2 separate regions of the Homo sapiens genome follow, and region 2 is linked to region 1. The links are chromatin contacts, found by Hi-C or POLR2A ChIA-PET in ENCODE. All regions are on one chromosome and are shown on one strand. Each heading gives the region's core, a stretch centred on a gene start or an enhancer-like site at or near the end of the contact. The rest is flanking DNA. Distances are from core to core; before and after follow the strand shown.

Region 1 (6,232 bases), core at 92-2,591:
CCCCAACTACCCAGCTTTGAAGTGGGGCAAGGGGCAAGGAAGCAGGTAGCCCAGCACTCCTCCCCGCCATCACCAGGCTCCTCTGCAGAGCTGTTGTTCCTTAAAGCTGACAACAAGCCACCTCATTTCAAAACACACACACACAACCTCATTTTGACACAAAGTTGTTTCCCTCTTTCTGTTTCTCTGCTTTGCCTCATGAGGGATTTCTGAGAAATGAAAAAAAGTCACCTCCCACAGCCGCAGCCTGCAGTTTTGTTTTTTGGTTTTGTTTTTACAGATGAAGAAGAGGGGGGTGGAGGAAAGGAGTATACCGCTTAAGCATCTAGTATTAATCCAAAACTCTGCAAAGTAAGAGAAATGCTCTTCCCATAGCCCTTCACCTGAGGTGTGTGCCCCACTTTCCTTAGATTTGGGCTCTCATGCAAAAGGAAATAAACAAGGTATCCTCCCCTCAGGAAAGTTCAGTAACAAAGCAGTGAAACCGAACAGCTGCTCCCTTGCAGCAGGCCAGCTGTCTCCCCTCCCCCCATTTCCACCAAGGGCCGGAGACGGTGGGAACTGCTCCAGGCAACCTAAAGGATGGCGTTGTGAGCTGAGAAAGGCAGGCCTGATAGATCTGGGCATAGGAGCTTCAGGAATAAAATGCATGTGAATGCGGTGTTTCCCAGGGAGAATTAACCGCATTCTCGCCTTCAAATCTGAATACCTGAGAGTCATAACCAGCCCAGTAGGGTAGACTATGAAATGTATAGCAAAATTTTCAAAACCAGCTCCTCCTACCAGACAAGAAAATTAACATTTTTTAGGGCACAGAACTGAAAGCATTTTTACTGAAATCTAATCCAGGATGAAACCTAACAGTTAAACATTCTTTTCCTTCTCTGCTTCTTTGGCTCTCTATCCCAGCACACCTTGTCCCAGGCTAACTTGAGTAAACATACACATGTGACCACATGAGGGCGGGAAGAACACCAAGTGGGGGTGGTGAAATTCTGAATGGAATGCAGCCCCAGCTAGTTAGGGGGCCCCGGGCTGAGACCTCTGGCACTGGCAGTAGACTTATACAGGCAAAGAAGCCAAAACAATGAGCTCATGGGCAAGAATGCAGCCTGTGGGGAAGTCTGGGCAGCTAGAGCAAACTGGTTTTTTGAATCAGGATGGGAATAGCAATAGTTGAGTCTCCCACGGGAACAGGATCAGGGAGAGTGGAAGCCACCATTCAGTATCTTAGGGTTCCAGTTAAATAACTTTTGGAAGCTCTTATTAAAATTCTGTTCTGCAGACAGCATAGTGCTCTTAGGCAAAACCTTGGTTCCTTTCCCTGACTATGTAAAACCTAGAGGGTGAAGGACCAGTGAGGCTCCAGTGACCTACCTTAGGTGATGCTCTTAAAAGAGCAACTTTATTCAAACCAGGCCTGCCAATGCCAACTCCTTCAGTCTAGATCCAAAGATGGCTATGATCCTGAGATTGTGTGTTTAGGGTCACCACTTTAACATGATACAGGAAGCAATTGAGTCTTTTCTACTTCCTAAACACAGTCCATCCAGTTGTGTGTCATTTATACCCAGTCCAGACTTATTTAGACCAAAGAGCCTTTTTTTCCTATCAGTGTTTTCCAAATTTTATCTTAAGAGGCAGGGTCTTGTTATGTTGCCCATGCTGGAGAGCAGTGGCTATTCACAGGTGCAATTCTACTACTGAGGAGCACAGGAGTTTTAACCAGCTCTATTTCCAACCTAGGCAGGTTCACCCCTACTTGGGCAACCTGATGGTCCCCCACTCCCAGGAAGTCACCATATTGATGCAGAACTTAGCGTGAACACCAGATCAACGTAGCACACTATAGCCCTGAACTCCGGGGCTCAAGTGATTCTTCTGCCTTAGCCTCCAGAATATCTGGGACTATAGGTACGTACAACTGTGCCTGGCCAAATTTTTTTTTTTTTTTTTTTTGAGATGGAGTCTCGCTCTGTCACCCAGGCTGGAGTGCAGTGGCGTGATCATGACTCACTGCAGCCTCTGCCTCCCGGGTTCAAGTGATTCTGGTGCCTCAGCCTCCCGAGTAGCTGGGACTACAGGAATAAGCCACCACGCCCAGCTAATTTTTTTGTATTTTTAGTAGAGATGGGGTTTCGCCATGTTGGCCAGGCTATCCTCGAACTCCTGACCTCAGGTGATCTGCTTGCCTCGGCCTCCCAAAGTGCTGGGATTACAGGCATGAGCCGCCACGCCTGGCTCTAATATTTTTATATAAGGCCTGAGATGGGAAAAACTGAAGTCATACAGTATTCACTGACCAAGAGCGGCGAGCAGAGAAAGAAGGCAGGGAAGGAAGATGGAATAAGAAAATTACCTACACAGTCCATCCCTGCTTCTCCCATCTCCATACACCCAGAGGGTCTTTCCCAATTCCATGCTTTGGTACGTGTTTCTTACTCATCTTTTTTTTTGAGTCTCGTTCTGTTGCCCAGGCTGGAGTGCAGTGGCATGATCTCGGATCACTGCAGCCTCCACCTCCCGGGCTCAAGTGATTCTCCGGCCTCAGCCCCCCAAGAAGCTAGGATTACAGGTGTGCACCATCACGCTCATCAAATTTTTGTGTTTTTAGTAGAGATGGGGTTTTACCATGTTGGCCACACTGGTGACCTCGGGTGATCTACCCACCTCAGCCTCTCCAAGTGCTGGGATTACAGGTATGAGCCACCGTGCCCAGCCTCGTTACTCATGTTTTAAGGTCCAACCTCACATTTCTTATGAAGCCTTCTTTACCACCCTCTACGTCTAGAAGTTGTCACCCTGCTTTTTCCCAACCCTACAATGCTTTGTACAGTGCCTTCTAATTATTTCTGTCCATGTCTATGACTCTTACTAGATTGTAAACTTTGTGTGTGTGTGTGTTTCTTTTTTTGTTAAGATAGGGTCTCACTCTGTTGCCTGGGCTGGAGTGCAGTGGCACAATTTCAGCTCACTGCAACCTCGACTTCGTAAGCTCAAGCGTTTCTCCCACCTCAGCCTCCCCAGTGGCTGGGACCACAGGCACGTGCTACTATGCCAAGCTAATTTTTTTTATGTTTTATAGAGATGGAGTTTCACCATATTGCCTGGGCTGGTCTCAAACTCCTGGGTTTAAGCAATCTGCCTGCCTTAGCCTCCCAAAGTGCTGGGATTACAGGCATGAGCCACTGCACCCAGCTAGATCACAAACTTTAACATCTAGCCACATTTGCATTCTCATTATGGGATTCGTTATGCATAAATTCTTTAGCATGCATCTCCTAAAAACAAGGTATAATACTCAAGAAATTTAACATCGATACAGTAGTAACATACAATCCATAAATTTCCGCAAATGTCCCCATGTCCTTTATAGCTTTTTGACATGTGTAGTTAGTTGTCATGTTTCTTTTGAACTATTCCCCAATCTTTTTTTGAGTTTCTTTTTTTTTTCTTTTTTTTTGAGACAGAGTCTTGCTCTGTCTCCCAGGCTGGAGTGCAGGGGCCCAATCTCAGCTCACTGCAACCTCGGCCTCCCGGGTTTAAGCAATTCTTCTGCCTCAGCCTCCCAAGTAGCTGGGACTACAGGAGTCCACCACCACACCTGGCTAATTTTTATATTTTTACTAGAGACGGAGCTTCACCATATTGGCCAGGCGGGCCTTGAACTCCTGACATTGTGATCCGCCCGCCTTGGCCTCCCAAAGTGCTGGGATTACAGGCGTGAGCCACCGCACCCGGCCTCTTTTTTTGAGTTTCTTAAGGGGAAGAATGATCTCTTTATAATTCCATTATCTAACAGTTCATGATACATAATAAGCAGTCTACTGTCATGTAATGGAAAAATGAAGACACTCTCAACATCTGGCTGCCTAGAGCTCCTGCTAAATAGACAAGCCTGGGCAATATAGCAAGACCCCATCTCTATGAACAAAACAAAACAAAACACAAGGCATGGTGAGGTACCTGTAGTACCAGCTACTTTGGAGGTTGAGGTGGGAGTATTGCTTGAGCACAGGAGTTCAAGGTTGCAGTGAACCGTGATAGTCCCACTGCACTGCAGCCTGGGCAATAGAGTGAGACCCCACCTCTTAAAAAAAAAAAAATCCTAACTTACCTCAATGTTGAAGATTTCTCATTTCCCAATGGAAAATAACTATTATTCTATGCAGGTCAAGAAGGGAACTGCAAATTAGAAACCAAGTATAGTGTGGGAACAAAAGCTTGCTACGTATATCCTTTTTCTACTTCCCAAGAATTATTAGTAAAGGACACCAAATTTTCGGAGGTGTTTTTTTTTGAGATGGAGTCTCGCTCTGTCGCCAGGCTGGAGTGCAGTGGTGTGATTTTGGCTCACTGCAATCTGGGACTACAGGCGCGTGACCCCATACCCAGCTAATTTTTGTATTTTTAGTAGAGACGGGGTTTCACCATGTTGGCCAAGCTGGTCTCAAATTCCTGACTTCGGGTGATCTGCCCGCCTTGGGCTCCCAAAGTGCTGGGATTACAGGCATAAGCCACCGCCCCTGGCCTTTTTTTTTTTTTTTTTGAGAGGAAGTCTCGCTCTGTCACCCAGACTGGAGTGCAGTGGCATGATCTTGGCTCACTGCAACCTCCACCTCCTGGGTTCAAGCAATTCTCCTGCCTCAGCCTCCTGAATAGCTGGGACTACTAGTGCCCGCCACCAGTAGTGGCGTTTAACCGTGTTGGCCAGGCTGGTCTCAAACTTCTGTCCTCAAGTGATCAGCCCGCCTTGGCCTCCCAAAGTGCTGGGATTACAGGCGTGAGCCACCTCACTAGAGAGGTATTTATTTTGTTTGAGACAGAGTCTCACACTGTCACCTGGGCTTAAGTGCAGTGGCACGATCTCGGCTCACTGCAACCTCCACCTCCGGGGTTCCTCCCAGGTTCACGTGGTTCTCCTGCCTCAGCCTCCCAAGTAGCTGGGATTACAGGCGCCCGCCACCATGCCCAGTTAATTTTTTTTATTTTTAGTAGAGATGGGGTTTCACTGTATTGGCCAGACTGGCCTCAAACTCCTGACCTCATGATCCCTCCACCTTGGCCTCCCAAAGTGCTGGGATTACAGGTGTGAGTCACCGTGCCTTTTTTTTTTTTTTTTTTTTGAGACAGCGTCTGGCTCTGTCGCCCAGGCCCCGGAGTGCAATGGCATGATCTCAGCTCACTGCAACCTCCGCCTCCCGGGTTCGAGCGATTCTCCTGCCTCAGCCTCCCAAAGTGCTGGGATTACAGGCCTGAGCCACAGCGCCCGACCCGGAGAGCTGTTTCTTAATCTGCCTGGAGGAAAATCCCCAGCCCCCAACTTTCCACATACTTCACATAGATAACACTGTAACAACTTTGAAACTAAGAGGGAGAGAATTAAGTTTTCAAATTTGAAATTGAGAAGCCTTTGAAGAGTGGCAGCGTTCTAGAAAGTTCCATGATTGAACAAGTGAAGCAAAAAACTAGGATAGACTCAACTGACCATCTGAACTCCAGGAATTAATAGCCAGTGCTTTGGGCATCTGGCTGGAGCCATGGTACGCACCAGTTGTACAAGTTATTTCATTTTAATTTTGTAAAAAAAAAAAAAAAAATCCTTCGGCTGTCACAACTGTTTTAAATAAAAATTTTGTGAAAAAACAGTATGAAGACGTTGCTCTAGATACAGAACAGGAACTGAGAAAGTCTGGTTGTGTCAAATAAAGCAAAGTGTTGATAATTCTGACTACTGATTAAGGTTACCCAGTTACTATTAAATCCAAGCTTTTAAGGTGCTGAGCAAAGGAACACTGTACCAGAAACGGCTTCACATCATAGCACGTCAATGGGAGCAATAGCACTAACTTAACTCAGGCCAAGACTTGGGCTTGGGTCCTCTGTGGCTGCTACTCTCCTACCACACCTTTGCTTGGGAGTGCACTTACACAGCTTTCTTTGTAATGATACAAAAAGTTGCTGCCTTTTGGTAGTTAGGCTCCAGAAAGGGGCTTCCAAACCAAAATGCACTTTTAAATAGAAATGCAACTGACTGCAGGGAGGCACAGAATCCTGATTGCCTGATTAGCATATGGTGCTCAGGGCTTAAAACCAAGTATGCAAACCTCACATTTGCACATTTCCATGGTGATTCAGCTCACTTTCAAGGTAGCTGAAAATAAAAGCAGGATAGGGGTTTTTGAAATTGACTGGCTTCTTTTTACCTCCTTTTGGAAAGCAGAAGGGGAAA
Region 2 (6,570 bases), core at 1,813-4,312, 940 kb after region 1:
TTGAGAGAACAATTCAGTAGAGTTGCTAGTGGTATCAGTGAATCTTGGAGAATTCAGGAAAGAATTGCAGGAGAGGAATTTGGTTCCAAATCCACTTTTTTTTTTTTTTTTTTTTGAGATGGAGTCTCGCTCTGTCGCCCAGGCTGGAGTGCTGTGGCTAGATCTCAGCTCACTGCAAGCTCCGCCTCCTGGGTTCAGGCCATTCTCCTGCCTCAGCCTCCCAAGTAGCTGGGACTACAGGCGCCCACCACCACACCCAGCTAATTTTTTGTATTTTTAGTAGAGACGGGGTTTCACCATGTTAGCGAGGATGGCAAATCCACTTCTTTGATGAAACCTGCAATTTACCTAAAACTTTCTCTATTATCCCATTTCATAAAATAAAACTTCTCTCTTTAACATCTATCAGTGTTATTTCTTCTTTCTGGGTATTATATTTGCTATAAATTCTGTTTTTGCTGTATTTATAAACTGGCCAATTTTGCCATTTCTTTTTTGAAAAAATTTTATTATTATTATTTTTTATAAAGATGGGGTCTCACTGTGTTGCCCAGGCTGGTCTTGAATTCCTGGGTTCAAGCGATCCAACTCCAGGGCTCAAGCTATCCTCCTGTTTTGGCCTCCCAAAGTGCTGGGATTAGAGGCATGAGTCATCACGCCTGGCCCTGTAGCATTTCTTAAGGAGAGGGATCACCTGTCTTCTGAACTCTGGAAAAAGACCAGGGTGTCGCCTTTGTCACTTGTGCCTGGATGTACCTCTCAGACTGAGTGCTTCCTTGAAGAACAGATGACGAAGGCGGTGACTCAGAGGCTCCCACTTATCCTTGTAATTCGTGTTCATGGTGCTGGGTAACCACCCAAATTGGTATTTACTACAAATATACTAAGTATCCTAATTGCTAAGGTGTTATCTAGGGGAGTTTAGGCGCTTCCGCCTTTCCAATATCTGAGTCAATTTAATATCCCACATTAAAAAAAAAAATCTCCTTACAAACACTTGGTGGGGGCGAGCGTGGTGGCTCACTCCTGTAGTCCCAGTACTTTGAGAGGTCGAGGCAGGCGGTTCGCTTGAGTTCAGGAGTTCAAGACCAGCCTGGACAACATGGAAACCCCATCTCTACTAAAAATGCCAAAATTAGCCCGGTGTGGTGGTGGGCGCCTGAAGTTCCAGCCACTCAGGAGGCTGAGGTGGGAGGATCGCTTGAGCTTTGGAGGCTGAGGCTGCAGTAAGCAGAGATTGCACCACTGCACTCCAGCCCGGGTGACAGAGTGAGACTCCGTCTCAATGAAAAAAACAAAACTAAAGCAAAAACAAAAACAAAAAAACCCAAAACAGGCTGGGTGTGGTGGCTCACGCCTGTAATCCTAGCCCTTTGGGAGGCCAAGGTGGGCAGATCACTTAAGGACAGGAGTTCAAGACCAGCCTGGTGAAACCCTGTCTTTATTAAAAAATACAAAATATTAGCCGGAAATCAATTGAATCTGGGAGGCGGAGGTTGCAGTGAGCCGAGATTGCGCCACTGGACTTTAGCCTGGGCGATAGAGCAAGACTCCGTCTTAAAAAAAAAAAACAACAAAAAAAACCCAAACCAAAAACCATCCCATGGGAGTGTCTCTGAACCTATTCTGGTTCAGGAGGCTGCACAATAAAAGAAAAATAAGAAAAAATTTTTTAAAAAAAAGTCTTTTAAAAGCCACCCAGTGTTCAGGAGGTGCGCTCCTGGAAGGACATTTCCTCTTCTGTCCCCACCCCCACTACATGTTTTTTGCTGTTCCTCCCCAGGGAACAGGCCGGTTTGATGGCCCTAATCCTTATATACAGCTTGCTCTGGAATGCAGAGACTTTGCATCCCAGCTGAGGAGCTGGTAAGTGGACTTTACTCTGTAGGACCCACACCTAGCTTTTGAAGGCTTGGGGAGGGGCGGAAACCAGCTCCCGAGAATACACCGGAATCTGTGCTGCATCGAAGATTCCTCTTCTACTCCAATAGATACAGGGTAAATATTTGTTGTAACTAAATGAGAACAAAATCCGGAGCCCAGCAACGTAAACGAAGTCAATCTCTTTTTTACATATCTCAACGGTTAACAGCTAGGATGCCAGCTTTAATGTTGTTTTAACTGCAGCTGGTATGAGCGGTCCTGCAGTTTGCAGAGCCCCTAGTTTTTACTCTTTTCTAGGAACTGGGATCAGCATCCCTACTTTTTGAGAGGCTAACTCTGAGGTAAATTTACAACTGAGTCCCTTTCAGTTTAGAACGAAGGTCATTCCTATTTTGGTAAATTTGCGTCCCCGGTTTCCATTCATTCAGTCAACAAATATTTATTAAGCATGTAGTATGTACCAGTCCCTGTTGTAGGCGTTTGGGGTGAAGCAAGGCACAGAACAAGAGATCCTTGCTCTGGTGAAGCTTATCGTAGGACGGGAGGCAAAATGATGAAAATGATTTTTAAAATTATGTTATTAACTAGAAGGTGATAAATATTACATAGAAAAAGATGTCAGGCTGCAAAATGATTGCGGAGGCCACAAGATAAAAGAGAATCCAAGATCAGGGTTCTGGTTCGGGTCAGGGAAAAGGGAGACGAGCTGAGGTGCAGGAGGCTCTGACGTCGGGGGACAACGGAGATATTTTCTGCAGAAAGTGACGAAAGAGCATTCTGGTTCCTGCAGAGGTAGGTGAAGGACAGAAAGGGCCCTGGCCGGCGATTCCCTTGGAGTAAACGGGAGGCAGGAGGCTGTTTTCTAGCAGAGCCCAGAAGATGCTCTGGCCGACGGCTCCCGGGATCTTGGCCGGCGGTCACTCGCGACCATCCGCGACGCCCCCAAAATGGCCTCCGCGCCCCTCGCCGCCCCGCCCCGACGCTCCGCAGCCCGTGGGTCCACGTGACCTGGCCCGCCCTTCGCGGCTGGAGACCCCGGGTCCCGGTCCCCGCACCGGAGGCCCCGCCCCCTACGGGAAGCGGACCAACCGGAGCGGGGAAAGGCGGGGCGGGCACTGACGGCCCGCGGGGGTGGAGCTCCGCAGCGGAGTAACAGGTTGGTGGGAGGGAGAGAAAGGAGGGAGCTCCGAGGACGAGGGGGAGGGCCGGAGCTGCGCGTGCTGCTTTGCCCGAGCCCGAGCCCGAGCCCGAGCCCGAGCCCGAGCCCGAGCCCGAACGCAAGCCTGGGAGCGCGGAGCCCGGCTAGGGTGAGTGGACCCGGTGCGGGCCAGGGCACCCGAGAGGAAAGCGAGCCTTCAGGGGTACCTTTGAGGGGCAGGCATCGAGGCGGTGTGAGATGCCCCTCTCCAGGGCACCGGTGCCGAGTGGGAGACGGGAGGAGGGGAGATTGGGGCGGGGTGGGGTACTGATTAAGAGCCGACCCCTACCCTGAGGTGCCAGATGCAGGTGGCTAGGAAGGTGCCAGGCGAGGGGCACCTGGGGCGAAGGCTGTTCCCAGCGCATGAAAGCGTTTCAGCGCCAGATGTCTCTGGAGGTCAGACGCCAGCCCTAGGGGCAGAATTTCTCTTGGAGACAGCGGTGGCGCGGGGAAGGAGTTAGTTCCAGCTGAGTCGGGAACTGCTGCTGCCTGAGGTGCAGACTCGCCAGGGGAGGGCATCTGCAGGTGCTGCTCGCCTGAGGGTCTTTCCTGCGTCCTGCGGTCTCAGCTGGCCGTTGTCAGCACCCTGGTGGCTTTGAGATGACTCTGAGGTGTGGGATTTTTTCCCCAGCCCTTCACCTCCGGCCGAAGGCAGTTGCGAATCAGAGACACTGAGGGGCAGATGAGAGGGCACCCTCATCTCTTCACCAGGTGTACAACCATTAGGCTTTCACTTTGTGTCCTTTGCTTTCGTGCCAGGGAGAATCGTTCCTTCTTCCTCTTGAGAGAGAGAGAGAGTACTCCCCAAGAGAGGGATATGAGGAAGCAAAGAGCCCTGCCTGGTCCTGCAAAATATTGATAAATATTAATACTTATTTCTCAGGAGGCCCCTTTCTGGGGGCGGATGTCAAACCCTTTCTCCAAGTACCCACATATTTTTTCTGTGGTTCTAGATGGGGACCATTGGATGAGGTTTGGGAGCCCAACCAATTTCCTTGATGTCTGGAGGAATCCCCATTACTCCCTGAACGCCCTCCAGGCATCCCTGACTCCTGAACTGCGGTGGCTGTCAGAATGGCAGCAGGCACTATTGGGGCAGGAAATAGGCAGGACTCATCAGGAGACCACGAGACTAGGGAAATTACAACTCCAAATCCCCAGGACAGATGAAAGGTGCACCTTGGGGCCCAGACAAGACTGGAGGCAAATTTCTTTGCCTTAGGCAGGTAAAGGAACTAGAGTCAACCTTAGCTTGGCCCCTTTGAAGCCCTGCCTGAGGAAGGTTGTTGTAATTGGGAAATAATTAGCAACCGCTATGTTTGTAGATGGGCTGCCTACACATGCCTATGCATCTCTTCTTTCATCCTGGATGTTTGGGAGTCTGGGGGCTGGCTCTGGGGGACTGCTAATCCAGAGATTTGCCCGACTCTAAGAGGATTCTGGCTTCCTAGAACCCTTCCTGTGTTTCCCAGGCTGGCCTGCATGCCATTCCCCTTGTGGGAGGTGATGGGGGTGTAGGGCTCTTCTCTTTGTGCCAGGGAGGGGCGGACTGAGGACCAGGGAGGTGGCCAAAGCAAGTGTGGGATCAGGAATGCAACTTTGGGAACCTCAAAGGGAGGGGTGGAGGGAGACAAAGTCTCCCTGTCACATACTGGCCTGTCACCAGGTTCCTGTTCATCTGCTCCTCCTGCCTGTTCCCTCCCTGCCCTCTGTCCTCTCCTTCAGAGCTTTGGCTTTGCCATCAAGGCTGGAGAGCCCCTGCCTGTGGTCTTGCCCCTCTGCCTCCTCCGTGGTGTGGAATTTCTCTGGTCTGCTTTACAAGCTGCCAGTGTAGTTTCCCCGGCCCTCCCCTTCCCCTTGCCTCTCAAACCAGTCCAGCCAGTTTGCAGGGGCCCAGTTCCTCATTGTGTTTTTTTCCCTACTGGCCAAGCAGCTGTAGCCTGGCTCTCAGGTTTCTGCTCTTTCAGCGGACCTGGGCAGGAGTCCACTTGGGGGATTCTTTTTGGATCCACGGGGAACCTTCTTATCTCTAACTATGAGAAAAAGGGTGCCAAATCATCAAGGTCACTGAGCTGTCCTTTTCTATTTCGACCATTTGCTTTCCTTGTTTCCTCTGAGGGGATTCTAATCTCTATACCTCAAGTTCTCCCGTTTTCTAAATCTGCCAATTATTTAGCATCAAGCATATTGCCTGGCCCTATGTGAATCAGTCCTTCCTCCACACACCCGAAACCACCCCACCCCCACTTCCTGCCAGAAGTCCAGATACCCTGTCACTCCTAGTTGGAAACCAGATGCATATGGCTGGGCCAGAGGTGATGGAATTGGGGCAGGGCAGGCTAATGAGTAACTCAGGGAGAAGTGGCTGTCTGGTACAGGTGTAGAGTGTTCTCCCACTCCTTGCAGGCAGGAAAGGCAGAAGCAGACAGATGCACCTGAATCAACTTGTGGTCTGGTCTCTTCCTGGAGTACAGTTGGTGAGGAGAGCCCTGGACATGTGATAGGGGAGAGAAAAGTAGGGTCAGGCATTGGTGAGGGCGCAGGCCCTGGACTCCATGTTGCCTGGCCCTTGATCACTGTTTACCTGCCTGTCTCTGGGGCTTACGCAAGGCCTCAGAGCTGCCCTGCTGCCTTGGTCCCGCCCCACTGTCCTCTGTAACCAAAGGCGGGTAGGTTTCGGGTTTTCCATGTTGAATCATTTAGAGCCCTGCTTTCTGACCCACCCCAAAGATCCCTTCAGCCCTCCTGGCCCCTGATCCACATGTCCTTGGACTGAAGGTGATTGAGGTTAGGGAGTTAACCTAACCTGGGACCTGGGGGAGTGTTCAACACTGCCTCTGAATAATTTAGTGCTGTTGCTCAAGGGTCTGTGCCCTCTGCTGGGCCTAGGCTGGGAACTCCTTGACCTGGATCTGGAAGATCAGTAGATGTACTGACAGGGTAGACTGCATCATGAATAAATCATATGGCTTCTGAGAGCTGGCAATCTAGGCACTTCTGGTTCTAAGATCATGACTACATAGGGCAGCAAGTCTGGACCAGGAGGAGGTCCTGTTGCTAAGAGGTCCTGTTACTGAGGCAAAGTAGATTTGTCCTGGGCAAATCTCCCCACTGCTGTGCAAGTGGGCTTTAGTTCAGGATACAGCCTTTAACAAATATTTGTTGACATCTACCACGTGTCCAAACACCTGGGGACACAGTGGTTAGCTGCTAGCCATGGTCTTTGCCCTCCAGGAGCTTATTATCTCGTAGGGGAGACAGACAGGAAATAATTACTCCAATAAATGTATAAATATAAACTGGAGTAAACCTGCTGAAGGACAACTATAGAGCGTATAACGTGGATCTGACCTGGTTTGTGGGAGGCTGATTTGTGAGAACTGACCTTGTTTGTGGGAGTGGTGGTCAGGGAAGGCTTCTCTGAAGAAGTGACATCTTTCTATGAACCAGGTGAAGCCAAAAGTGCCTGTTGGACAAAGTAGCATGTG

The links. Hi-C counts contacts between places; a loop is a spot of excess contacts on that map. ChIA-PET counts read pairs that join two places held with the same protein, here RNA polymerase II (POLR2A).
Region 2: a map with no recorded cell type shows a loop between it and region 1 (20-fold over the local background). The contact joins the promoter of CGN here to the enhancer-like site in region 1. A Hi-C loop is called at or near these places in 1 of 37 single-sample maps with no recorded cell type. POLR2A ChIA-PET finds 5 or more read pairs at or near these places in 1 of 52 experiments (CD4-positive, alpha-beta T cell).

What each region holds. Positions count from the first base shown.
Region 1 is chr1:150,567,335-150,573,566 of GRCh38, forward strand. All of the region lies in intron 2 of ADAMTSL4-AS1 (ADAMTSL4 antisense RNA 1), which reads right to left. It also overlaps the pseudogene RN7SL600P. Among named protein-coding and RNA genes, the nearest start is that of ADAMTSL4-AS1, 4.1 kb to the right of the region's middle. RefSeq lists enhancers at 1-474, 1-373, 475-1,186. Within about 2 kb of position 1,342, at least 37 of the 41 ENCODE cell types and tissues checked have a DNase peak (open chromatin) inside an H3K27ac peak, as active enhancers do; they include CD4-positive, alpha-beta T cell, where a contact is called at or near this core.
Region 2 is chr1:151,508,325-151,514,894 of GRCh38, forward strand. It overlaps CGN (cingulin), which reads left to right and starts at 3,063. Exons shown (of 21, transcript NM_020770.3): 1 at 3,063-3,191. RefSeq lists enhancers at 2,140-2,716, 2,717-3,292, 3,444-3,583, 4,446-5,022, 5,023-5,598 and a silencer at 2,714-3,113.